Regions from separate parts of the Homo sapiens genome. Here regions 2, 3, 4 and 5 are each linked to region 1. A link is a loop called in an ENCODE intact Hi-C map of the cell type or tissue named here. Cell type or tissue: ascending aorta. All regions are shown on one strand.

Evidence for each region. A loop is a pair of places that touch in the nucleus more often than their neighbours do. Peaks named below come from ENCODE experiments on the same cell type or tissue, not always from the same donor. Only the 100,000 strongest peaks of a DNase experiment are listed, where the experiment ranks them.
Region 2: a loop joins it to region 1, with 2.0 times the contacts of the local background. A loop is called at or near these places in 13 of 110 quality-filtered maps.
Region 3: a loop joins it to region 1, with 3 times the contacts of the local background. A loop is called at or near these places in 8 of 110 quality-filtered maps.
Region 4: it touches region 1 in a loop (2.5-fold over the local background); 8 of 110 quality-filtered maps call a loop at or near these places.
Region 5: it touches region 1 in a loop (3-fold over the local background); 8 of 110 quality-filtered maps call a loop at or near these places.

Annotation. Positions count from the first base shown.
Region 1 is chr15:59,168,147-59,173,146 of GRCh38, reverse strand. It overlaps MYO1E (myosin IE), which reads left to right. Exons shown (of 28, transcript NM_004998.4): 22 at 1,105-1,250. It overlaps MIR2116 (microRNA 2116), which reads left to right and starts at 1,885; the gene lies at 1,885-1,964. In ascending aorta, no CTCF peak of the experiment used is centred here; DNase peaks (open chromatin) are centred at 2,756, 3,143 and 3,706; H3K4me3 peaks cover 222 bases; H3K27ac peaks cover 3,982 bases.
Region 2 is chr15:59,230,486-59,235,485 of GRCh38, reverse strand. MYO1E (myosin IE) reads left to right here. Exons shown (of 28, transcript NM_004998.4): 6 at 3,695-3,784. Among named protein-coding and RNA genes, the nearest start is that of LDHAL6B, 26 kb to the right of the region's middle. In ascending aorta, no CTCF peak of the experiment used is centred here; no DNase peak of the experiment used is centred here; H3K27ac peaks cover 2,409 bases.
Region 3 is chr15:59,303,817-59,308,816 of GRCh38, reverse strand. The region is part of intron 1 of MYO1E (myosin IE); the gene reads left to right. Among named protein-coding and RNA genes, the nearest start is that of MYO1E, 67 kb to the left of the region's middle. RefSeq lists a silencer at 4,424-4,600. In ascending aorta, no CTCF peak of the experiment used is centred here; DNase peaks (open chromatin) are centred at 2,006, 3,326 and 4,526; H3K27ac peaks cover 3,545 bases.
Region 4 is chr15:59,292,732-59,297,731 of GRCh38, reverse strand. The region is part of intron 1 of MYO1E (myosin IE); the gene reads left to right. Among named protein-coding and RNA genes, the nearest start is that of MYO1E, 78 kb to the left of the region's middle. In ascending aorta, no CTCF peak of the experiment used is centred here; DNase peaks (open chromatin) are centred at 1,291 and 2,211; H3K4me3 peaks cover 1,519 bases; H3K27ac peaks cover 4,390 bases.
Region 5 is chr15:58,985,404-58,990,403 of GRCh38, reverse strand. It overlaps RNF111 (ring finger protein 111), which reads right to left and starts at 2,741. Exons shown (of 14, transcript NM_017610.8): 1 at 2,336-2,741. RefSeq lists a silencer at 1,858-2,022. In ascending aorta, no CTCF peak of the experiment used is centred here; DNase peaks (open chromatin) are centred at 1,974, 2,283, 2,773 and 4,793; H3K4me3 peaks cover 2,729 bases; H3K27ac peaks cover 1,836 bases.

The DNA of each region.
Region 1 (5,000 bases):
CAGAGTGGCTGATAAGTAAGGCTTTTCCAGCCACAGGAGGAACAGTTGATTTTTCACCTCCTCCTTTAGATACCTTTTGATAAAGTCTTGGTCCTAATAGAAAAATCTGAAGCTTCAGAAGCTCATGGACCCGTTAAGAGCTTTTGGCTTTTTGCCAGGGGCGGGGAGGTCAAGAAAAAAATTTAACGAAATAAACAACGGAAGCATGTTTTGCTAAAACCAAACCATTCCTTGCAACCTGTGCATGGCACCAGCTGCTGTGACGGCAGCCCTGGATGCACACAGGGGTGCTTAGCTCTCGCAGCGGTACTCATTATAAAGTGGTTACCCACAAATTCCCAAGTAGATTTCTATTAGATTATTGAGAATTATCATTCAAATGACAATATATCAGTATTTTAGAATGAAAATTTTATGAACTCCCAAGAAAATATATGCAGACACTGCCCCCTGTTTAGAAACATGCTGTAGTGCATCCTTGCTAAGTTCACCACAGGTGTTGGTGACTTTCCCTTTACACCTGCTGTCCTGATATGTGAAGTGACTCCATATGAGTTTGCCAGTTTTTAAGTCAAAAAGAGTCAAATGTCATCATTTTTTACATGTCATCCTAATAATCATGAACAATGCCCTCTTTCACTGTCATGGGGCCCGGTCATGTGATGAATGGAATGGCCTCTCAACAGTAGTGAAGATTGACTGTCCAAGGCAGCTTCCCCCTGTCCTGGTAACAGCAGTCCACTGTGTGAATTGTTGTCATCACATTGACCATGTCTGTCCACCTTTTTTTGAGACGGAGTCTTGCTCTGTCACCCAGGCTGGAGTGCAATGGCGCAATCTCGGCTCACTGCAACCTCCACCTCCCAGGTTAAAGCGATTCTCCTGCCTCAGCCTCCCAAGTAGCTGGGATTGCAGGCGCCCACCACCACACCCAGCTAATTTTTGTATTTTCAGTAGAGACGGGGTTTCACCATGTTGGTCAGGCTGGTCTCGAACTCCTGACCTCAGGTGATTCACCCGCCTCGGCCTCCGAAAGTACTGGGATTACAGGTGTGAGCCACCATGCCTGGCCTGTCCAGCTTCTTAAAGCTCCTCTCCTTACAGGGTGTAAAGCGAGACCTGCTCCTTACCCCAAAGTGCTTGTACTTAATCGGACGAGAAAAAGTCAAACAGGGCCCAGACAAGGGCCTGGTGAAAGAAGTCCTGAAGCGGAAAATCGAGATAGAACGGATCTTGTCTGTGTCCCTCAGGTGAGTAGTGGAGGTGCAGAGGCAGGACTGCCCCTTCTCGCCTCAGCATCACGGTCCGCTGTTCCAAACAGCCAGGAGGAAGGCCGGGCTGGGCTTCCCAGCTGTCAAAATCATGATCAAGAGAATGGAATTTCCCTTTGTCCCAAAGGGAAGACTCCCTAGTCTCAGCAAGTCTTGATATGTCAGGAAGAAGGTACCAAGAAAAGGTTGCCTCCGGACAGCTCCTCTAATCAAGGGGGACCCAGATCTCTTGTAACCGAAACGTGTTAGAAATGAACCCGGTATATGGAACACCTCAGAGAATAATTTCTCTTGTTGCAGTAGAGCCAAGGATTCAGAGCCCTGTCCCCCAGTCCACCTCACCCAGGTTGGAGGCCTCACCCATTTCCCTGAGCAGAGGGTCCTGAAAGGGAAGTTTCTTTGGGACTTCCTTAGGGAGTGCAAGTTGGTCTCCATTCTCTGTAGCCCTGGAGTCATCGTGAGATGCTCTCTTCGCTCCAATTCTCAGGCAGTGGGGAGTGGTGTTTGCTTCCACAAGGCCTCAGGAAGGGCCCTTGCTCCTCCCGGCAGCACCTTGGCTTCCTCTCGGCAGAAGGGCTCCTCTGCCGGCCGTCAGCATCTCCTCCGTCAGTGGGACCTAGGCTAGGGGTTCTTAGCATAGGAGGTCTTCCCATGCTAAGAAGTCCTCCCATGCCAAGAACTCCCAGACTAGGAGTCCTCCCATGCTAAGTCCTCCCGAAGTCCTCCCATGGTAAGAACTCCTAGACTAAGTTCCGCTGACACAGGAAATCCTCGCAATCCATGAAGACTAAGAATGGAAGAAAGGCCTCCTTGAGCCCCATAGCTTCCTCCAAGAATCGTGTCCCTGGGCCTCTGAGGCTAACACTACTTTAATCAGGAAAAGCTTTGGGCCTTTGCATTAAAGATGTTCTGCTCTCACATGAACATGGAATTGGGACGCCTGTCAAACTCTTACTCCACACAGAAGGCAAAACTGGTGCGCTCAGGAAAAAGCAGGGGTTTTATGTGCTCAGGCGTCTGATGTACCAAGCTGGAAATCCTAGTTCCAGTCTGATAATCCAAAACAGATTTCTAGTTGCATCCATTCTTGCCTGTGTCTCTGTGGTTTCTGATTCTATCTGTTCCTAATTTCCCTGGATAAAGGACCAGGCAGTGCAGTGCAGTGAAGTATTTAAAACGTGCCAACTCAGGATGTGGTAAAGTTGCTAAGCAGATGAGTCCGCAGTGTCCATTTTGCAGCCCCACCTCAGGTAGGTTTCAAGGCTATTGTTTTTTTTGTTTTTTTTTTAAAGCTCTAGGCGCTGACTGATTTTCTGAAGGCCTTCCTAAACATTCAGCTCACTGGCTGGGTCCCAACCTGAGCGGGGCAGTGCCTGCTGGCCACACTCTTCCTGGCTAGCTGGGCCCTGAGGCTGCCGTGGAAACCCAACAGGAAGCTCCTGCTTTGTTTGTCATTGCATGGGGCCCTGCCATGCCTGGACTAAGCCAGGTTGGCCACAGCGTGCTTGGCAGGCACAGCAGGTGAAAGTCAGGGAACCACAGCTCTAGGGTGTGTGTAGTCGCTGTGCCGAGAGTGACTTGTTCTTTCTGTTATTGCCCAGGTATGTCTTCAGTCCCTCAGACCCCTGGTGGAGTGCTCATGACTGGGACCATAAATTATCCTAATTGAGCTACATTTGTGTGGTTGTTTTGTTTTGTTTTGTTTTGTTTTGTTTTAGACAGAGTCTCGCTCTGTCACCCAGGCTGGAGTGCAGTGGCGTGATCTCAGCTCACTGCAACTTCTGCCTCCCTGGTCCAAGTGGTTCTCCTGCCTCAGGCTCCCGAGTAGCTGGGATTACAGGCCTGAGCCACCACCCCTGGCTAATGTTTGTATTTTTAGTGAGAGACAAGGTTTCACCACGTTGGCCAGGCTCGTCTTGAACTCCCGACTTCAAGTGATCCACTCATCTCAGCCTCCCAAAGTGCTGGGATTAGAGGCGTGAGCCACCGTGCCTGGCCTTGAGCTACACTTGTATCAAGCACTTTGACACTTACTATCTTATTGATAAGTCCTTGAGGGGGTTGTCAAGCAGGGACTGTAGGGACTGTTCACACTCAAATTTCTTCCTTTTATTGTTTTTTGTTTGTTTATTGTCTTCTTTTACAGCCTCTGGGGATATAATCTGTCATGGGAGCACCAGCTTCTTTTTCTTCTTCCTGTTCAGTATTCATTATCTGGAAGGTTCCTTTCTTGCGGTCTTTCCTTTTTAAAGGCTGTAGTAAAATGAGGTACTTAGCCTAAAAGTTTTTCTGACTCTAAGGAAAAAAAAAGAAAGTGTGAGTCATTTGAACTTGTGATGTCTGTGTATTGCAGTCACTGAACCTCACACTTGCCAAGATGAATAATAGTGTCCCCTCATTTCTTTATACTTGAGTTAGGCCAGTAATCAGAACCAAGTTAGGAAAGCAACCAGAGGGTGATGTGTGTGCAGAATCGAACCCAGAGTGGAAATTAATTCTGGTACCAGACTACTGAACATGCGTGTGTGTTCTCAAAATACTTCAGTACTGGCATAGAGAAAGATTTTAACAGTTGGCTTGTACTTCAGGAAAAAAGCTGCAACATCTGTATGTGTTTTTAAGAATTTCTGAGATTGACCAGTTGACTATTGGCTGGAATGATATCAACATATGGCCTCCTAGTTACGATTTATCAAAGTATCCCATAAGCTTGATCTTAGCCCATCTCTAGCTCTTACAATTAATGTCAGTGCACAGTGGGCCTACAGCTCCCTATTCAAACCAACCAACCATTCAGTAACAGTTACAAGACAACATGTGAGCATGACTAAATATTTGGTATGAAGAATTTATTGTTTATTTCTGTAGGTATGATAATGTTTTGTGGTTAATTTTAATATAAAGAGACTTTATCTTTTAATAATATGTACTGAAACATTTGAGCATGAAATAAAGGCTGAGCGCAGTGACCCACGCCTGTAATCCCAGCACTTTGGGAGACCAAGGCAGGAGGCTCGCTTGACCCCAGGAGGTTTGGGACCCACCTGGGCAACATAGTAAGAACCCATCTCTACAAAAAATGTGAAAATTAGCCAGGAGTGGTGGTACGTGCCCGTGGTCCCAGCTACTCAGGAAGCTGAGGTGGGAGGATTGCTTGAGCCCAATAGGTCAAGGCTGCAATGAGTCATGATCATACCACTGCACTCCAGCCTGGTAGTTATTTTAAAGTGGAAGCAGGGAGAGTGAGGTTGTAGATAATTGTGATTATCCGTGAATTGGTGCTTGAAATCTGACATGTGGTGGTTCATTCTATACTACTTTTTATTTTTTTGAGACGGGGTCTCACTTTGCCACCCAGGCTGGAGTGCAGTGGCGCAATCTCGGCTCACTGCAGCCTCGCCCTCCAGGTTCAAGCAATCCTCCCACCTCAGCCCCCTAAGTATCTGAGACTACAGGCATGTACCCCCACTTCTGGCTAATTTTTGTATTTTTTGTAGAGACACGGTTTCCCCATGTTACCCAGGCTGGTCTCCAATTCCTGGGCTCATGGGATCTACCCACCTCGCCTCCCAAAGTGCTAGGATTACAGGCATGAGCCACTGCACCTGGCCCTACTATCCTACTTGTTTACAATTTAGAATTTTCCATAATAAAATGTTTTTCTAATCCTCCAGTAGATGTTAAATTTTTAGAAGTCTTTATCTTTTCTAAACATACAGATATATGTCT
Region 2 (5,000 bases), 62 kb before region 1:
GAATGGTCTCCAAGATGTATCATTAATTACAAAAGACAAGGTTCAGAACATTGTTTGTAATATATGCTGCCATTTGAGGGATCAAAAGAGAGTGCACATTTGTATTTGTTTGGGTATGTTATCACATATCCCTCGAAGTATACACAAGAAACTGTCAACAATGGTTGTCTTGAGGGAGGGGAGCTGGGAGGTTGGGAGAAGGGCCTACCCTTCCTGTATACCCTTTAGAAACTTGCATGGTTTGAGCTATGTGAACCACTTGCCAATTCAAGAAACTTATAAAAATTTTAAAGGACGTAGACAGAGAAAGGATTTAAGAGAAGGAAAAAAGAGAGATTAAAGAGTGTAAAGGAGTGTTGGGAAAGAGAAAAGATCCAGAGAATGAGGATACTCAAGAGGTGAAAATTAAAATCAGCATTGGCAGGAATGAGTAAAGCCTGCTCCCCAGAGCCATGGATGAGGGTGATGGCGAGCTAAGGTCCATAAGGGGCAGCCCAAGCTTGGCGCTCATCACCAGTATGCACCGCTGGTGACAGAATTCCTTCCAAAGATTAGTTTTTTAAATCAGAATTATGTAATGTTATTGCCATGGTCAGCTGTAGACTTTCAAAAGACACATAAAATTCTCTTTATTGTGGTTCCCTTTTTTTTTTTTTTTTTTTTGAGATGGGGTCTCACTCTGTCACCCAGGCTGAAGTGCAGTGGCATGATCTCAGCTCACTGTAGCCTCCTGCTCCTGGGCTTATGCATTCCCTTCCACCTCAACCTCCCAAGTAGCTGGGACCACAGGTGTGTGCCACCATGCCTGGCTAATTTTTGTTTGTTTTTGGTAGGGACAGGGTTTCACCACATTGCCCAGGCTGGTCTCAAACTCCTGAGCTGAAGCGATCCACCCACCTGGGCCTCCCAAAGAGCTGGGATTACAGGCATGAGCCACCATGTCTGGCCCCTTTCTATTAATTAAATAGTGTTCTATCATGTACTGGTAGATCAGAAAGCTTAAGGTAGAGCCAAACATTCCTCCTTTGAGTTTGTGGATCAACTCTTTCTATCTTTTGTTTGCGGGCCAGACGTGCCTATACCATTTAACGACAGCTTCTGTCAGGGAGAGAACAAAGGACAGAATCTTCTCTATCTCTTCCCTTCTTTAATTACAGACTTTAAAACTGAGAATATTTATGGATCCATCCATCCATCCATCCGTGCATCCATCCATCCATGCACCCATCCATCCATGCACCCATCCATCCATCCATCCATCCATCCATCCATCAGTGATCAGTGATGTCCAACAGAATTTTGTGGCATGTGGTGAGCATATCAGGGAAAAGAGAAAGAGCAAACTAAGGTTGCAGAGTGAAGGGTCCTTAAAGTGGCCTCTTTCTCTGAATGAAAGGAAGATGGAGAGCAGCTCTGTGCAGTAGAAAGATGAAGCAAGCCATATGTGTAATTCTAAATTTTCTAGTAGCCATGTTAAAAGAAGTAAAAAGAGAAAAAGGAAATTACTTTTTAAAACAGTATTATTTAACCCAATATGTAAAAAAAGATTTTATTATATAATTAATATAACAAAATTAATGAGATTTTTTTTTTTTGGTACTAAGTCTTTGAAATACAGTGTGTATTCTACAGTTACACCTCAGTTGGGGTAGCTTATGGCTTCCCTATTGGACAGTAAGGGCAGCTATAGAACCTAGGTTCATGTGGTTCAGTCCACTTGCTTTTCTCTATTCCTGTGATTGTACTGGATCCTGAGAGGGTTGACATGGAGACAAGAATCCAGGATGCTGTTTTGCTGCCTTTTTTTTTTTTTTTTTTTTTTTTAGACGGAGTCTCGCTCTGTCGCCAGGCTGGAGTGCAGTGGTGCGATCTCAGCTCACTGCAACCTCTGTCTTCTGGGTTCAAGCGATTCTCCTGCCTCAGCCTCCCGAGTAGCTGGGACTACAGGCGTGCACCACTATGCCCAGCTAATTTTTGTATTTTTAGTAGAGATGGGGTTTCACCATGCTGGCCAGGATGGTCTTGATCTGTTGACCTCATGATCCGCCCGCCTTGGCTTCCCAAAGTGCTGGGATTACAGGCGTGAGCCACCGCGCCCGGCCGATGGGCTACTCTTTTACCTCAGTTTGCTCTTTCTCTTTTCCCTAATATGCCCGCCACATGCCACAAAATTCTGTTGAACATCACCGATTGTTGATGAATACATATGGACGGACGGATGGATGGATGAATGGATACATAAAGATTCTCATTTTAAACACTGTAATTTAAAAAGGGAAAAGATAGAAGAAGATTCTGGCTTTTGTTCTCTTCCTGAGAGAAGCTGAGTTTTGTTAAGTGGTATGGGCATGTCTGGCCAGCAAAAAAAAAGATAGAAAGAGTTAATGAAGATCCACAAACTCAAAATAGATTTTACAAAGAAAAGCAGAGTTTATATAAATCCATGAGTTTTTAAAAGAGAGTAGGCAGGTTGGGAGTATGTTTCTAAGCTTTGAAACTGACCCATGAAAGGACCACCCAGAATTGCCCTTGGTGCCATGGCTAAGGATGATTCCCTCGTCACAATGAAAGCCCAGTTCTCATTTCTCATGGCAGTTTCTCTTCTGAATGTTCAGGAGGGTGCCTGTTACACCCTTTGTAACACTTTGGCTGTTACATAGTCAGTTAGTAGTTCATTAATTTACTCCTCTTTGCTACACCCCTACGACCTAGTAGCCAGACTGCAGACAGTTAATGTTGATTTTTCTCTTCCTGTTTTCCTATGAGGACAATGATACAGAGCCCTTGGCTTGGAATTAGTCAGTAGCTAAAGAGCACAAGCCAGAAGACTTGTTATTTCTGGAACATGTTTAACCATAGCATGTGAATAATTAGAAGTACAAGGAATGACTCACTTGTTGAAAGACTTCTCCAACATCAAATTCTATCTATTGAGCTGTCTCATGTCTATGGTGTGTTTTGCACACTTCTGCATAGAACTGGGATGTTTGAAAAACAAATCCTTCCCCCCAGGCCAGGACTCGTTCCACACGATCCACTGTTGACCCTTGCTGCTTAAAGTGTGTATCAGTGCTGGCAAAACCAGCAACACCAGGGAGCTGGCTACAAATGCAGATTCTTGGGCCTACCCCAACCTACTAAGTCCACATCTGCATTTTGACAAGATCCCCAGGTGATTCATGAATATTAAAGTTTGAGAAACACCAGGCTATATTTCCATAACCTTGTTTGGGGAGGAGAAGTGGATTAATTTTCCTTAAGGTAACTTGCAGTGAAGCAGGTGGAGATGGGATGAGATGGGTTGGTAGAGTAGTTGGGAAGGGGTAGTGAGAAGAAAGACCCTGGCCAGAACAGCAAGGACACGCCCCTTCAGGTACCACTTCACTTTTGGTGAAGTTGCAGCAATCAATTTGGACACTGAGAACGTTTGTATGAATAGTTCCTGATTGACAGTGGGGCCCTGGCTCCTGGGGACTCTGCATCAAGCCATGGGAATTGGAAGACCCAAATACACAAACAGGTTGAGGTCTGTCATGGTGAAAGAATAAATCCTCCAGAAACCCCACCAGTGACACACGGGTGTGGGGCCCCTCACCTTAATGCATTCAGAAACCAGGTCCTTAGAGAAAGTTTGGCGTACACTGTGTGGTAGGTGTTCACACCTTCCTAACCTCCGGTCTATTTGCTGGGACAGCACGTGAAGGACATTATCCTGCAGTCCAACCCGCTGCTGGAGGCCTTCGGGAACGCCAAGACCGTCCGGAACAACAACTCCAGCCGATTTGTAAGTCCCTTCCCTGTTTCAGAGAGTGTCGCTTGATTGATGATGTTGATGCTTCTGACTGAAGTCTAGTATCCCACAGGAAATGGGAGCCTTTCACATATCATCAGGAGGCCACCTCTTCGATCTTTCCTTCATTTTCTATAGCAGCATGCCGCCAAGCTGCAGTTTGCCTTTTTTTGCGCCCCGGGGATACAAACAAGATAATTTTGAAAATCATTTTCCACATCAGTTGCCTTACTAAGGAAAATAAATGATGAAAGTGGCAGCTTTGGCCTTGGAGGAGTTGTCTTTATGCCCTAGAGAAAAGACCTTCTTTCCCAGACCAAGAAATAACTAGAGTAGAGGGGTATCCCAGGTATCATTTCCCACTGGCAGTGGTTTTGCTTCTTAGAACTTGGTCCATAGACTCTGAAGGGTGCACAGAGTTAGACTGATCTGGCACCTTGGAGAGAAACTTCCTCCTCTCCATCCCTCAGAGCGAGCTGCCTGCCCACCGCAGCCCTCTGGCTTTGTGCATCTGTCTTATGCCCTACTCATGTAACCTAACGACATCCCAAAGTGACTGGACCTGGCCTCACAGGTTGCCTCTTAACTGGCTTACCTAACTGGTAATGAAAATGTCAACCAAGTGCATTGTTATGAATGCTCATTTAGTCATGTTTCTGTCTGGGTGTCTCCAGAGGGGGTAAATAGGAAAGCTGGCAAGGCTGAATATGAATATGTTCCCCTTGACAAAAGCCACATTTACAAAGAAACAAATGTTTATCCAGTAACCTTGATTTATATAGATTTTGCATCTTATTTCAACCATAGATCATGTCTGGCACTAAAGCATTCACGGAGCCATCTGTGAGGCTGATTCTGGAACGTTTTAAAATAAATAAGTGGGAATTTTGGAGAAAAACAATTTTCTTTTCCACTGTCTATTTTGGAAAGAAGCTTCTATTTCCAAGAGAATTTTTACTATGTGCTCATATAATAACTGTCAAGTTCCCTGGTGGGTTCTATCTGTTAGACTTGCCCTTACTTTCTTTGCTTTCCAATATTATTCAAACTACTCATTTGTTTGTCTCTCATATTTGGGCCCAATGCCTGAGTTGTGTTATCCTGAAGAAGTTTTCCAGATAATAAAATAGGAAAGAAGAATTAAACAAATTTTCCACTTGAATTAATTTTCAATCTAAATCTTATAAAAATGGACTTGACCAAATTTAAC
Region 3 (5,000 bases), 140 kb before region 1:
ACCAGGTTGAAGTGCAATGGCACAATTACCGCTCACTGTGACCTCCGTCTCCTGGGTTCAAGCAATTCTTCTGCCTCAGCCTCCCGAGTAGCTGGGATTAGGGGCACCTGCCACCATGCCCAGCTAATTTTTTTTTTTTTTTTTTGAGATGGTGTCTTGCTCTGTCACCCAGGCTGGAGAGCAGTGGTGCAATGTCGGCTCACTGCAACCTCCACCTCCCGGGTTCAAGTGATTCTCCTGCCTCAGCCTCCCATGTAGCTGGGATTACAGGTGTGGGCCCCCACACCTGGCTAATTTTTGTATTTTTAGTAGAGACGGGGTTTTGCTATGTTGGCCAGGCTGGTTTCGAACTGCTGACCTCAGGTGATCCACCCGCCTTGGCCTCCCAAAGTGCTGGGATTACAGGCGTGAGCCATTGTGCCCAGCCTAATGTTTGTATTTTTAGTAGAGATGAGGTTTCACCATGTTGGCCATGCTGGTCTCGAACTCCTGACCTCAGGCGATCTGCCCCCCTCAGCCTCCCAAAGTGCTGGGATTACAGGTGTGAGCCACCATGCCCAGCCTATTTTTTTTTTTTTTTTTTTTTTTTTTTTTGAGACAGAGTCTCACTCTGTCACCCAAGCTGGAGTGCAGTGGCATGATCTTGGCTTACTGCAACCTCTGCCTCCTGGGTTCAGGTGATTCTCATGCCTCAGCCTCCCGAGTAGCTGGGACTACAGATGCATGCCACCACATCCGGCTAATTTTTGTTTTTTGTTTTTTAATAGAGACAGGGTTTCACCATGTTGGCCAGGATGGCCTTGAACTCCTGACCTCAAGTGATCCGCTCACCTTGGCCTCCCCAAGTGCTGGGATTACAGGCGTGAGCCACCGCGCCAGCCCCAAGGATTTGTTTTAAACTCACTGGAGCCAGGCGTGGTGGCTCACGCCTGTAATCCCAGCACTTTGGGAGGCTGAGGCGGGTGGATCGCCTGAGGTCAGGAGTTCAAGACCAGCCTGACCAACATGGAGAAACCCCACCTCTACTAAAGATAGAAAGTTAGCCGGCCATAGTGGTGCATGCCTATAATCCCAGCTACTCGGGAGGCTGAGACAGGAGAATGGCTTGAACCCTGGAGGCAGAGGTTGCCGTGAGCCAAGATCGCGCCGTTGCACTCCAGCCTGGGCAACAAGAGCGAAACTCCGTCTTAAAAAAACCAAAACCAAAAACAAAAACTAAACTCATTGGAATCATTTACAAATAATATACTCACCCAAATAGCTAGATTAGGGGTCTTAGAGTCTATGAAGCAAACCCTGAGAGTGAAGGTGGGAAGGAAATGTCAGAATTATAAGCAGGATTAACGTAGATTAAAGTTGACAGAATCTGGTTCTTGCTCTGTCCCTTTCCCATGGTGGCCAGCCCCAGCTGCCCAGCTGCTGTTGTCTGTAAGCCAAAGCTCCTGCGTGTTCTCCTTCCAATAGAAAACGACTGTGCGGAACCTCATCCTCCCCGGGCCCAGGGTGTTGGTGCAGCTGCTGAGGGATCTGGTGAGGTAGCCTATGCTCATGTGCCACTGGAGATGCCCGGAGAGTTCCAATGCCCAGGCCATACCAGCAGCTCCCTGGGTGATGTCCCCTTGGACTTAGTTTCACTCTGAAGCTGGGAAGCAATAGCCTACATTTTCAGTTAAATAAAAGCTGGAAATGATGATCTCGTTAGGCCTGCCTCCTGTACTTCATGCTTTGGTGCTCTCCTTCATTTTCCTGCCAGGAAGACTTTCCCAGTGCCTCTTTCTATATGCTTGCATCCCGTTCTCAAGTCTCTGACCAGCGGTTCCACTTTGAAGTCCATCCCACAGAAGTATTAGCTCAAGGCTGCAAAGATACAGGAATGAGAACGCTTGCTGCAACGCTGCTCATAACAGGGAGACCAGGAAAATAACCCAAAGGGCCATTCACACACCAGGTTTTTGAGATGAATGACATCATGAGCAACTCATGAGCATGAGCACCAGGCGTGCCTCACCATCTTGGCTCCTTGTTGATAACGTGTCAGTCCCTAATATCCAGCCTGACTCCAAGGACTGAGATGATGAGTGTGAAAGTACTTTGTAAATTGCAAATGGTTTTGCAAACCTAAGGGATATGATGAATCAACAATGAGCAAAGTCCTTTGAGACCTTTCACAAATAAAGGCATTTTATATATTTAAATCCTTGGCACTCACAAATTTAGCATTTGAGGTTTTGCCAACCTGTGGAGCAACCCCATGGCAATTTGCCATTTAGCTGAGGCATATATTTTCCTCCATCCACAACCTGAGTATCTCAGACGAGGATGAGGAGTGAGTGAATGAAGGAGAAATGTTAAAATATGATTACATTATAGAGTCTTTAAATGCTCATTAAAACATATATTCGTTCAGTATCTTTTATGCTTTCATTAATGTGCCCTAGGCTATTGAGAAAGAAAGAGTAAGACAAAAAGGTGAAAACTAGAAATATTCTATGTAATGGAAAAGACCATAAATATACTCATAAAACAATTAGTGAGCACAGAAATATACAATCAGGTAATCTATAATAATGTACATGTAATAATCTACAACAGATTTTTTCCCTTATTTTGGATTCTGAGAAGTGAGCACTAACATATTGCAAAGGGATTTAATTGCAAATGATTTGTGTAAACCTGGTGCCATAGAAAAACTTCTGGGGTTGAATTTAATTTTATCGCATTTAAATAGAAAAATGCCCACCTGAGAATATGCAGCTGTAATTACGAGGGAGTTTTATTGGTTGTTACTGTGGCATGTGTTTATTTCTCTCCCACTTAACATTCTGGATGGAGGGAGTTCAAGGCTGCTGTGTAGCTCTGCAGTTGTCTGGTTTTCCTGCTCTGCCATCCTTAGGGTATGGCCTTGGTCTGTCCTCATCCTTATGGGCCCCCAGTGAAGCTCTGATCAAGACCTCCTAATTTTGAATGTCCTAGAACTTGAATACACCCCTTCCACTTATGTCACACGGCCACATCTAAACTACATGGTAGGCTGGGAATGAATTTTTTATTCTGGGTAACTGTGTGTCCAATAAAAAGCCCGAGATTTTATAACTCAAGGAAAGGAAGCACAGCTCACAATTGCTGCCACAGGTCAGCCTCTGTCTGTCCATGAGCCAGTTGTTCAGATGGGAGGAAATCTGAATAGAGGAAGAGACAAGTCAGGCAAGAAAGTTGTGACTCAGGGTTTATCTCATCTGCTGGGGAGTTCAAGGGGCAGTTTAATACTGGCTGTATTTTTCGTTTCTCTAAGTAGAAGTTTCATTTAAGTTACTGTGGAATAGGCTGGGCGTGGTGGCTCATGGCTGTAATCCTAGCACTTTGGGAGGCTGAGGTGGGCGGATCACTTGAGCTCAGGAGTTCGAGACCAGCCTGGGCAACATGGCAAAACTCCATCTCTACTAAAAATACAAAAAATTAGCCGGGCATGGTGGTGTGTGCTTGTAGTCCCAACTACTCAGAAGGCCGAGGTGGGAGGATTGCTTGATCCCGGGAGGCAGAGGTTGCAGTGAGCTGAGATCATGCCACTGCCCTCCAACCTGGGCGACAGAGTGAAACCCCATCTCGATAGATAAATAAATAATAAATAAATTGTGGAATGATCTTCTTTGACATTCTGCTAGATATGAAGGCTGCTTAGAGGCAGTTGTTTGAGAAAGAAAAAAGCAAGCCCTGACCTCCAGGAACTGGTGACAGTGGACGCTATACACCACTCGTTCACAGTGTTGCTCGACGCTGGTCAGGTGCTCACAGCTCGGCCATGTTGTCTTCCTGTTGGCCATAAGCCGACTCACAGAGCACTGACCTTGGACAAGGTCATGGTGAAACCATGGTAAATAGAGACAAAGCAAAGCCACTTCATATTTTTTTCTGAGCACAGACACAAAAAAGTTTCCTGTAGGACCCATAATTTTGATTATGACAGGGTAAAGACAAGTTCCATTTTCTAGGATTTGATTTGAGCCAAGGTCAATGAATAGCTTATTTTGTAGCTTAATTGACAACAGTAAATACTTTTGCAGTCTTAGGTCCCGCTTGATCTGTACTAGGGAGGGTAATTTGAACCAAGAGCCTGATTCCCGGGCATTTCTGCCCTAACCAGATCACGGGCTAAGGATGCAACAGAGCATAGTTTCAGCAGAGCCCCCTTGAAAAAAAAGTTATGCTGAATCCATGATGCAACATCCATTTGAAATGAGGAAAAAGAAGGCAAAGATGACATGATTTATTTTGTGTCATACCTAAATAATTAGAAGAAAGCCCCTTTTTCTAGTAGCACCTATAAAAATTTCACTGGGCTTTGGAGGTCTAAAGGGAAATTCTAGCACATATTTCAGCTCCAGTTAATCCAAGGTTACCATCATCTCAGTTTTGTGAAGAGATGGAAAGAAGCCAACTGAAACAGTAGCGTAGGAACCCAGCCCTGCCTTTTGCTTTATATGTGACCTTGGCCACGTACCTGACCTTCACCTTTCTCATATAGAAAAAGAAAATAGGCGGGCCGCAGTGGCTCACGCCTGTAATCGCAGCACTGTGGGAGGCCAAGGCAGATGACTCACCTGAGGTCAGGAGTTTGAGACCAGCTTGACCAACATGGTGAAACCTCATCTCTACTAAAAATACAAAAATTAGCTAGGCGTGGCGGTGTGTGCCTGTAATCCCAGCTACTAGAGAGACTAACGCAGGAGAATCGCTTGAACCCAGGAGGCAGAGGTTGCAGTGAGCCAAGATTGCGCCGTTGCACTCCAGCCTGGGTGACAAGAGCGAAACTCCCTCTAAAAAAAAAAAAAAAAAAGAAAGAAAAGAAAATGAAAATAGAGACGCCTGCCTGATACTCCTCCAGGCATCACTTTAATGTGTATGGAAACTCTTAACTGTGAAAGGCCATATATCCAGGAAACGGGCCATTATATTCCTGCTGTTGTTGTTAATTTTATCAGAAGAGAGTCCTACACTGCCGA
Region 4 (5,000 bases), 120 kb before region 1:
GTGCACACCTGTAGTCCCAGCTACTCCAGGGCTGAGGTGGGAGGATCACTTGAGCCCAGGAGGTCGAGGTGGCAGTGAGCCCTCATCGCACCACTGTACTCCAGCCCAGGCCACAAGAGCACGACCCTGTCTCAAAAAATTATAAAAATTTTAAAAGCCAGACATGGTGGCTTTTTATCCCAGCACTTTGGGAGGCTGAGGCAGGCAGATCACCTGAGGTCAGGAGTTTGAGACTGGCCTGGCCAACATGGCAAAAACCCCATCCCTACTAAAAAAAAAAAAAAAAAAAAAAAATTAGCTGGGTGTGGTGGTGCGTACCTGAAATCCCAGCTACTCAGGAGGCTGAGGCAGGAGAATCATTTGAACCAGGAGGCGGAGGTTGCAGTGAGCTGAAATCGTGCCACTGCATTCCAGCCTGGGTGACAGAGTAAGACCCTGTCTCTAAAAAAAAAAAAATTCTGACAAATGTGGTACATGATCCTGCACCAGGGGAAAAAATAAGTAATAAAGGACATGATTGGGATAATAAAATTAGAATATTGACTTGTATAAAAAGTATTCTATCGATGTTAAATTTCCTGGCCGGGTGCGGTGGCTCGCGCCCGTAATCCCAACACTTTGGGAGGCCGAGGCGAGTGGATCATGAGGTCAGGAGATCGAGACCATCCTGGCTAACACAGTGAAACTCTGTCTCTACAAAAAAACACAAAAAATTAGCCGGGCGATTAGCCGGGCGTGGTAGCGGGCGCCTGTAGTCCCACCTACTCGGGAGGCTGAGGCAGAAGAATGGCGTGAACCCGGGAGGCGGAGCTTGCAGTGAGCCGACATCATGCCACTGCACTTCAGCCTGGGCGACAGAGCGAGATTCCATCTCAAAAAAAAAAAAAAAAAAGAAAAAAGTATGTGAATTCTTTGTATATTTGTGTAACTGTTGTATTGAATTTAAAAATAGATGGTTTAAACAGCCCTACCTTCATTGTCCTGCACTCAAACACAAAACAAACAGAAAACCCAGTTGTCTGCTTTACTCTGGGATGGATCAGCAATCACTAAAAGGACTGGAAGAGGTCTCCATCCCCTCTGCCCCTCACCCTTCCTCCAAAATCAAGTCACTCCAGTTGATGTGGACAGTGCCTGCAGAGAGACACCTACCAGCACGTCCCGACTGTGTTTCAAGGGCAATTAAGCCCAGGGAACTGCTGGGCAAATGAGCTGTTCTCCCTAGGCCTTCATGCTGGCCTGTGTTGGTAGGAGCCCCCGCTCTGCCATGCAGAGCCAAGAATTTTCTCAGCAACAGTAATGGTGGCCGCAAATTGAGGTCAGTAGGAAAACAGATCTGTTTTGGTTTGTAATGTTGCACACAATTTGGTGAGTGAACAGAAAAGAATGTACCCCAGTGAAGGGACAGCCTGTGAACGCTGTGTTTGGTTCTGAATATCCTTATGATGCCCAGCATAGAAAACAGGAAGCATCAGTTAAAATGGGAAATTGCTGTGGGCTGGATTACTGTAATTCCTCGTCTTACTTAGAAGTTGGCATAGAGCAGGGTCCTTTATCCACAGCGTGATGTCTCTTGCTTTTCTATGCCTTGATAATTTTGCCCTTTCTTTAGGGTGGTGCATTGCTAAGCTGACAGGCTTTTAGGCTGGAATTGCTACCTTTTAGTATGCTTAGAAATTGTGTTTTTAAAGAGCTGTTTGTTTTTTCTCTGTCTCTGGGTTAAAAGCAGTCTAGCTCCACTGCTGGTTCTGGTTCCCTCCTCCTGCCCCCTCTTTAGGTCTAAGTAGGCGAGATTGAGCACACAGAGGGACTCACAGCTCAGCTTAATAATAACCCCGCAGTAAGTGACATAGCCATTGTTACACTAGACAGATACACAGAGGTAAGTTCTCCAAAGCAGATGAGCTGGACCGGAAATTTGCACATCAGTCCTTCCCCGTCTCTTCCACTCCTTTGGGGTCCTCCAAAGCAGGAGGGGAATTTTGCCAGCCTTTCCACGCTGTAACACCGAGATAATTATACCTGCTCTCCGCCCTCCTGGCAGAGTTGTTTTAGGACTCTCCTGGGATGATTAACGGCTAAGTTGTGAAACACTGGGAGCAAATGCGAGGTGGCATTATTTTCTCTCGCTGGATGGGGATCTGACTACAGTAGTTGGTCCCTTTCCCTCTGGAAAGAAGACAGTTTTTCTGCATGACCTGGGCTGCACCCTCTGATGGAGATTCCATCTTGGCTGCCTGTTTCCTGTCTGTAGTGCCAAGTACTCAGCCTTGCCTTCCTGGCCCTCCTTCGGTCAGCTCTATTTTCCTACTTAACCGAGGCTACCGTTTCCTCAACACAAATCCGCCTTTCTAGTCCAGTTGGTCTTTTTAGGGGGTTTTCACGTGGTGAAAAGCTCAGTGCAAACACAAGCGATGTTGTTACCCTCGTCCATGCCTTTACTCTCCTTGTTTCCCTCTCAGGAATGCCTTTTTTTTCCTCCTCTCTCCCAATTCAGTGCTTAAGCTTTTTTCAGTCCTAACTCAAATCTGATCTCCCTGAAGCCTCCTAGGATGACTCAACTTTTAGTGATTTTGTCTCATTCATTACTTCATTGAACAGGCATTTATAAAGCCACTTATGTGCATGGCTCTTTATTAGGACAAGGAGAGTTCAGAGATGAGGCATGCCCCATCCTCAGGTCACTTACAGTTGAGAAAGGGAGGGAGAGGAGATATAAATAAGCCAACAGTGGGGGTCAGAGGACAGACAAGATTACCGATAATCTGGGAACTTGCAGGCTTTAAAGAGGTAGCATTTGCATGGGGTCTTCAAGGATGGACTAGATTGAACATGCAGGATATTTGGTCCAGGTGGTGAGAACATCATGGACTAAGATGCAGAGGTCAGATGTTCCATGCAAAGAGCCCCAGGCAGACTGGTGGCAGGAGCATGAGGCATTGTGGGAAATAGCACTGGCAAGGAGAGTGGGCTATGAGCTAGGCTAAGGAATTTGAACCTCACTGACTGGTAGGGAGGAGCTCCCCTGAGGGCAAGAGAAACCCTGGCTGTTAGGAAGAGTCAAACCCCCGTCCTGTGGGGGCTGAAACGACAGGGGCAAGGGAGCCAAGAAGGCCTGTGTTCTCCCTTGAGTTCCTGTGGCTGCCATTGACAATTGAAAGCGGGAGGGCAAAGATACTGGCATTTCCAGGACATTTTGTGGTATATGGCATGACGTGACCAAGCACAGCTATCTCTCACTATCCAAAGCTGTTTATTTCCAAGTTCAATGGGGTTTGGGTAGGACATTTGGGAATAAGGAATGCTCCTTTGTCCAAATCTATTTGGAATAGGAAGTAGTGAGATTCCAGATAAGAGGTGATTTATCAAAAATTTTATACAGATCTATTTAGTTCCTGATTTTGGACCTCAGAGAATGAGGGATATCTGCCTTTGAAGCAGCTGGCCCAGGAAAATCCGAGAGACCTCTAAGGGGCACGATCATGAGATAGAACTCACACCAAACCATCTCAGACTGTTACAGTTTGTCTAGTTGGTTAACATAAGCAGGGGTGATATAAAATGTTTAAATAGTTAGCAACATGAATACCGAACAATCAGGGTGGAAGCCAGCCAGACGCTCTTTCCAGTGGGAACTGAGTATCAGTTCTGTATATATGTCAGGGTTTCTGTTGTTATTTTGTTTTGTTTGAGACAGGGTCTTGCTCTGTTGCCCAGGCTGGAATGCAGTGGTACAATCATGGCTCACTGCAGCTTTGACTTCTCAGGCTCAAGCATTTCTCCACCTCAGCTTCCCAAGTAGCAGGGACCACAGGCATGCGCCACCATGCCTGGCTAACTTTTGCATTTTTAGTAGAGACAGGGTTTCACCATGTTTCCCAGGCTAGTCTCAAACTCCTAGGCTCAAGTGATCCACCCACTTCAACCTCTCAAAGTGCTGGGATTACAGGCGTGAGCCACCACAGCTGGCCCATATATCAGGGTTTTTTGTTTTGTTTTGTTTTTGCTACATCAGATGAAAAAACTTTTGAGGGCTTCATTTACCTTTTCTGAATTCACTGTGATGCCTAAAACAACACTGTACATATGTTAGGGGCTTAATATTTTAGATTCAGCTGAATTTCATTAGCTTTATACATATTTTTTAATTTCACAAAAATTATTTATTTTATTTTGTTTTTTTTTTTAGAGGGAGTCTCACTCTGTCACCCAGGCTGGAGTGCAGTGGTGTGATCTTGGCTCACTGCAACCTCCACCTCCCAGGTTCAAGCGATTCTCCTGCCTTGGTCTCCCAAGTAGCTGGGATTACAGGTGCCTGCCACCACGCCTGGCTAATTTTTGTATTTTTAGTAGAGATGGGGTTTCACCATGTTGGCCAGGCTGGTCTCAAACTCCTGACCTCAAGTTAATAATCATGCCAGCATTATGGACTGTTGGGACAATTGAATGAGTTAGTATAAGTAAAGTGCTTAGAATGTTGCTTGGCAGATAGGGAACCCTCAATAAACTTAACTGGGAGGGGGTTTCATTCTAAGCCAGTGTGCCTTCCATCTGGTAGATGGGGGTGATTGTCCGTTGCCCTTCTTTTCCTAGCAGAATAAAAAGGGTGCCTTGCTGAATTCTAAACTGTTTTCTCCCACTCAGTGCAGACTTATTCCTTACCTGTGGTGTTTGGACCAATGGTACCCCCATGCCTCCCTGTGCAACTCCAGAAAAGTGGCTTCCCCAGCCCAGCACACAGGACAGCTTAAACAGTTTATGAGCCGAGGCCTCCCCTTTGTCTACAAACTCCCATTTGCCTGCCACCTCAAATCCTATGGGATAGATCCCCCTGAGACTTTATACAACAAGGTCACCTCTCAAGCTCTGGCTTGTAGAAATTTAGTCCCTTCTTTGGCAATGTGGATGCCTGAAGTAGTAGATAGTGGGCTATGTTCAGATAAGAAAGACCCCCTAAATGGGTAGACCCACGCTCATTTCGCGGTCTTGTTTGTAGCTGT
Region 5 (5,000 bases), 180 kb after region 1:
ACAGGGGTGAGCCACCACGCCTGGCCCACAGCTTCATGACAGGTTTTACACATACACATTTCATGAGGGAATTGATGCTTTTTGTACAGCATTTCTTTCTGGGGATTCAATTACGACAAACACAACAATGAATACCAAAAACCTAACTAGATATACAAACCATTAAATTTGGGACCTAAAGAAAACGAAAGTTATCTATTCTACAATTCTCATTTAAACAGAGAGACCTGAAGCCCAAGGAGGGTTAACAATAAACTCGGAGATCTAATGTATAGCAAGCAAAGATAGATCTAAAATCTAGATCTCCTGTCCTTAGCCCTATATTATTTCATAAGATAACGTTACCCATAGAACGGTAATGTCAAGTTATAACATATTTTAACTGCTATCATTTTTCAGATGGTCTCTTTTATTTCCTACTGAAGTCTTGGCCCAAAAGGGGAGAAAAAGTCAAAAGAAGGGCACATAAGTATGCCTCAAGTAAAGCATGATACAGAAACCTCTCTTTAAACTATAACAAAAAAAAAAAGAAGGAAACATCTAAAAATCTAAATGGTTTGATTCAATTAGTTTCCTTTATATTTTTTATTTTAAAGTAAAATAACTAGGAGTATCTGCTAAATGACTGCACCTTAGCTTTATACAAGCAAGGTGCTTTTCTCTTAAACATCACAACAGCTCTCTCTCAATAATCTGTAGAAATGGAGTACCAAAGTGAAATTCGTTAAGATGTAACCTCTGCTGTAATGCATTTTTCACCAAAATGAAGTCACTTTGTTTATACCTTTCTTTAAAAACCAGTTCTATGTCTGGTGAAATAACTAGCAAACAAGTGGCCAACAGACACCAAACAAAAGTTAAGAAGTGACAGAAGGATCTGCACATGATATAGCACCCGTGATAAACAAGGAGACTCATTCTTCCTACTTTTTCCTAAAATATTATTTAGATTTATAAACACCCTCACCAATTCTTAGAATACTGTTGTGAATCTTTGGTCACAAACAAATGAGCAGGAGAGAGATGATAAAGTCATTTGTCCAAGGTTAAATGGCAAGAAAGTGTCCAAAATAAGATAAATCAAGGCTTTAGAAACAATCAATTTAAAATGATTGTAAAAGTAAAAGGGCTTCCTTCTTATCCATCTGTTTCACCTCACAAATATAACCAGACTAGGGTGAAACAATGTGGCTTATACTGACATGAAGATTTTTACAAAAATACATATAGTAATAAACTATCAAAAGATGTATCTTTACTGTAATAAAGCTAAGTCCAGCGTTACAGAAGTTGTGTATGGTAATCTCAAAATCACATTCAAGCATTTACAACCATCACACACACACACAACAAAAATGGGAAAGGAAATGGAACCTTAGCTTATGTTTTTCCCAGTTTGTTCTTTTTAGTTCAAGAGGCCCCTAAAACAAGAAAATTATAGATAAAATACCAAATGAAATAAAGTTTAGATTAAGTCACATTCAAAAGCTACAGGAAATCCTACAAAACGTAGTCTATGTCAGCTGGCATCTTACCATTCAAGAGAATTCTAAATTAATGCCGCACATAAATCAAGAAACAGGAAAGCTTACAACAACACAATGGAGTCACCCCACAACACACACACGAACAAATTAAATGAATACCTCATACTTTCTGGTATTTTTTGAATAATCAAAACTTAGGTTGAGAAATACCCATCTGTAAAGATCTATCTACTATAACCTATTTAAGAACTGTTGTAACAAATCTATTTCTGCTGCACTGAACAGATATTCCCACTATAGCACTGACACTGACTCTGATAAATTATCGAAGGACAATAGTAAAAACATCAGTTTCTTTTTAAATGACCAACAAGCCAACTCCATACAAAATCTGACGCGTCTGTATTTCAGCTGTTCCGCGGACTACGTTTCCTTGATCACAGCAGCAGCAGGCGACTCCCTAGCCGTCAGGGCTGACTTAGCGCCCTCCAACTCCCCGGGTCCGGGTTACCTTCATCACTCCATTGTCAAATCGCACTCCCACGCCTCGGTCCTCAGCCCCCATCCTGAGACTCTAGGGAGAGTCGGAAGTGGGAGAGAAATCCCCTCACCCACACTCCCTCACTGTAGGCTGTGGGTGTGTCGGTAGACGAATGCCTTGCCCAAACACAAATCGTCTGCGGAGACCCAGACCCTAAGTCACCACCGAGCCAGAGATAACCGGCCGGTCACCGACCCCAGCCTTCCGCGGCCGCAGCCCTTCCTCTTTCTCCCCTCCAGGCCGGCCCCTCCCCCGTTGCGCGCACGCGCGGCCTCCAATGGATCCCCTCCCCCCCCGTTCCCCTCACCTTAATCATTAGCCACCCTCTTCTCTTCCAGGGTCCGGGAATCACTGACCCAGGAAGGAAGACAGAAATGTAAGGCGTAAAGAGTAATGCGTCGAGAGCCAGCGATCTGCGCCTCAGACGTCGGCCTAATAGGCCCCTAGAGTCAAGAACAGTGTCTGTCACCGCCACCAAAACTGTACGTGCGGCAGCGCCTGGACTCGGCCCAGCTAAGCCGGCGTGGGTTCAGAATGCCTAATTTGGTCCCACAAGAACTCCTTCTCTGAAGCTGCGGGCGTTTCTACGCTGCGCAAACCGAACACCTCCTCGCCGTCGCCGCCACTGCCGCTGCTCCCCTACAGCCGCCGCCGCCGCTTCGCCGCCGCCGCCGCCTAACCAATTCCTCCCCTACCGAGGAGAGCACGACACTAGGGCTCTTTACGACAGTTCGGAAAGTGAGAGCGCAGTAGCCTTCACGCCTCCATTAACATCTGTTTGTTTCTGCGCTTGCTCGATTCCCGTTTCTCACCGTCCCGCCCCCTCGGTCCCGGCCCTCCCCCTTTGTACTGGTTTTATCAGTCTGTTGGCGAACTGAAAGGTGTCACAAAGCTCATTATTTAATTTTCTTTGGTGATTATGCGTTCAACATTTAAGCCAAATCTTGACTACATCTTGGTTCATTTTTTCGTAACTAAAAATTAACCAACTACAGAATTGATACATTTACAGATATACGTAAACAAAAACATCATGGGTTAGTGTCTTTCACAACAAATGATACCCATATCATATGCGCTAATGACATAAAGATCACGGCACCTCACTGTTAAAGTGAATTTGCTTCCGGAATCAGATCAAAAGTGGTCACATATCTCCTGCGAACTCGGGCTGTACAATCGCATAAGCCTCCTTGTTTATTTTATAAAAGTCAGTAGATAACAAATGCGTCATTATATGCATTAGGAGGATAGAGAGAGGATGAGCTTCAGAGTCCATCAGGCAGACTTCCTTTCAAAGTCCAGTGGTGCCACTTAAGAGTTCTCTGATTGATGAGATCCTTATAAATCTTAGTTTCCTCCTCTATAAATTGGGATAACGTATTTACCTCAAAAGGTTCTTGTTAGATTAAATGAGACAATTTATATAATGCTCTGAACATTACTTGCCAATTAAGTGTTCACTAAACATTAATTCCCTCCCTTTGCCATCAACTCATCTTTTTCAATACTTTTTTTGTTCACTCATATTTTCCGTATCATTCAGTAAGCAAATGATTTTGGCCGGGCACGGTGGCTCACGCCTGTAATCCCAGCACTTTGGGAGGCCTAGGCGGGTGGACTACCTGAGATCAGGAGTTCAAGACCAGCCTGGCCAACATGGTGAAACTCCTTCTCCACTAAAAATACAAAAACTAGCTGGGCGTGGTGGCGGACGCCTGTAATCCCAGCTACTCGGCAGGCTGAGGCAGGAGAATCGCTTGAGCCAGGGTGGCCGAGGTTGCAGTGAGCCATGATCAAGCCATTGCACCCCAGCCCGGGTGACAGGGAGACTCCGTCTCCAAGAAAAAAAAAAAAAAGGCTGGGCGCGGTGGCTCACGCCTGTAATCCCAGCACTTTTGGAGGCCAAGGCGGGCGGATCATGAGGTCAGGAGATGGAGACCATCCTGGCTAACACGGTGAAACGCTGTCTCTACTAAAAATACAAAAAATTAGCCGGGCGTAGTGGCGGGCGCCTGTAACCCCAGCTACTCGGGAGGCTGACACAGGAGAATTGCTAGGACCCGGGAGGCAGAGGTTGTAGTGAGTGCGAGATTGTGCCACTGCACTCCAGCCTGGGCGACAGAGTGAGATTCCGTCTCAAAACAAACAAACAAACAAACAAACAAAACACACACACACACACACACACAAATGATTTTAAAATTACAATAATGATCAAGGATAGCAGATTGTGTGGGAAAACTAAAAGAGCATTCGACTAGGATTTTCCTCAATCCTCCTATTTTCTCACTCTTAAACATAGAATTTTGCCCGGACTATCTTATCTTCTCCCTTGATTTTAACTGTTACTATCTCATGACTTCTCAAACCTGTATTTCCAGCTCTAACCTTTTTTCTGAAGCTTTTGACCTGTGTTCTTCAATTAGGTAGACACCAGCCATATGTGGCTGCTGAGCACTTAAAATGTGGCTAGACTCCCTCCTCTTCTCCCTCTCCCCTCCCCTTTTCCTTTTCCGTCTCCCTAAAAAAATAAATAAATAAAAATAATTGAGAAGTGCTTTAAGTGAAAAATACACATCGAATTTCAAAGGTACAATACAAAAAAAGACTGAAAAATCTCAGTACTTTTTAATATTTATTATATGTTGAAATAATATTTTGGATATATTGGGTTAAATCAGTGGTTCTGAAGCTGGGATGATTTAGCAACATCCGGAGACATTGCTGTTTGTTACAACTCAGGGAGGAGGGGCGTGGCTACTGGCATCTATCCACTAGGATAGAGGCTAGGGATGCTGGCCTCTCCACAACAAAGAATTCTTTGGCCGAAAATGTTAATAATGCAGTTGAGAAACCCCAGATGAAATAAAAGGGTGAGGGCTTCAACCCTGTTGGGATGCTGAAGGAAAAGAGTCAGTAGAAAAAAGGAGTGGAAAGATAAAGAAAATAAAGGGATGCGCAATGGAGAA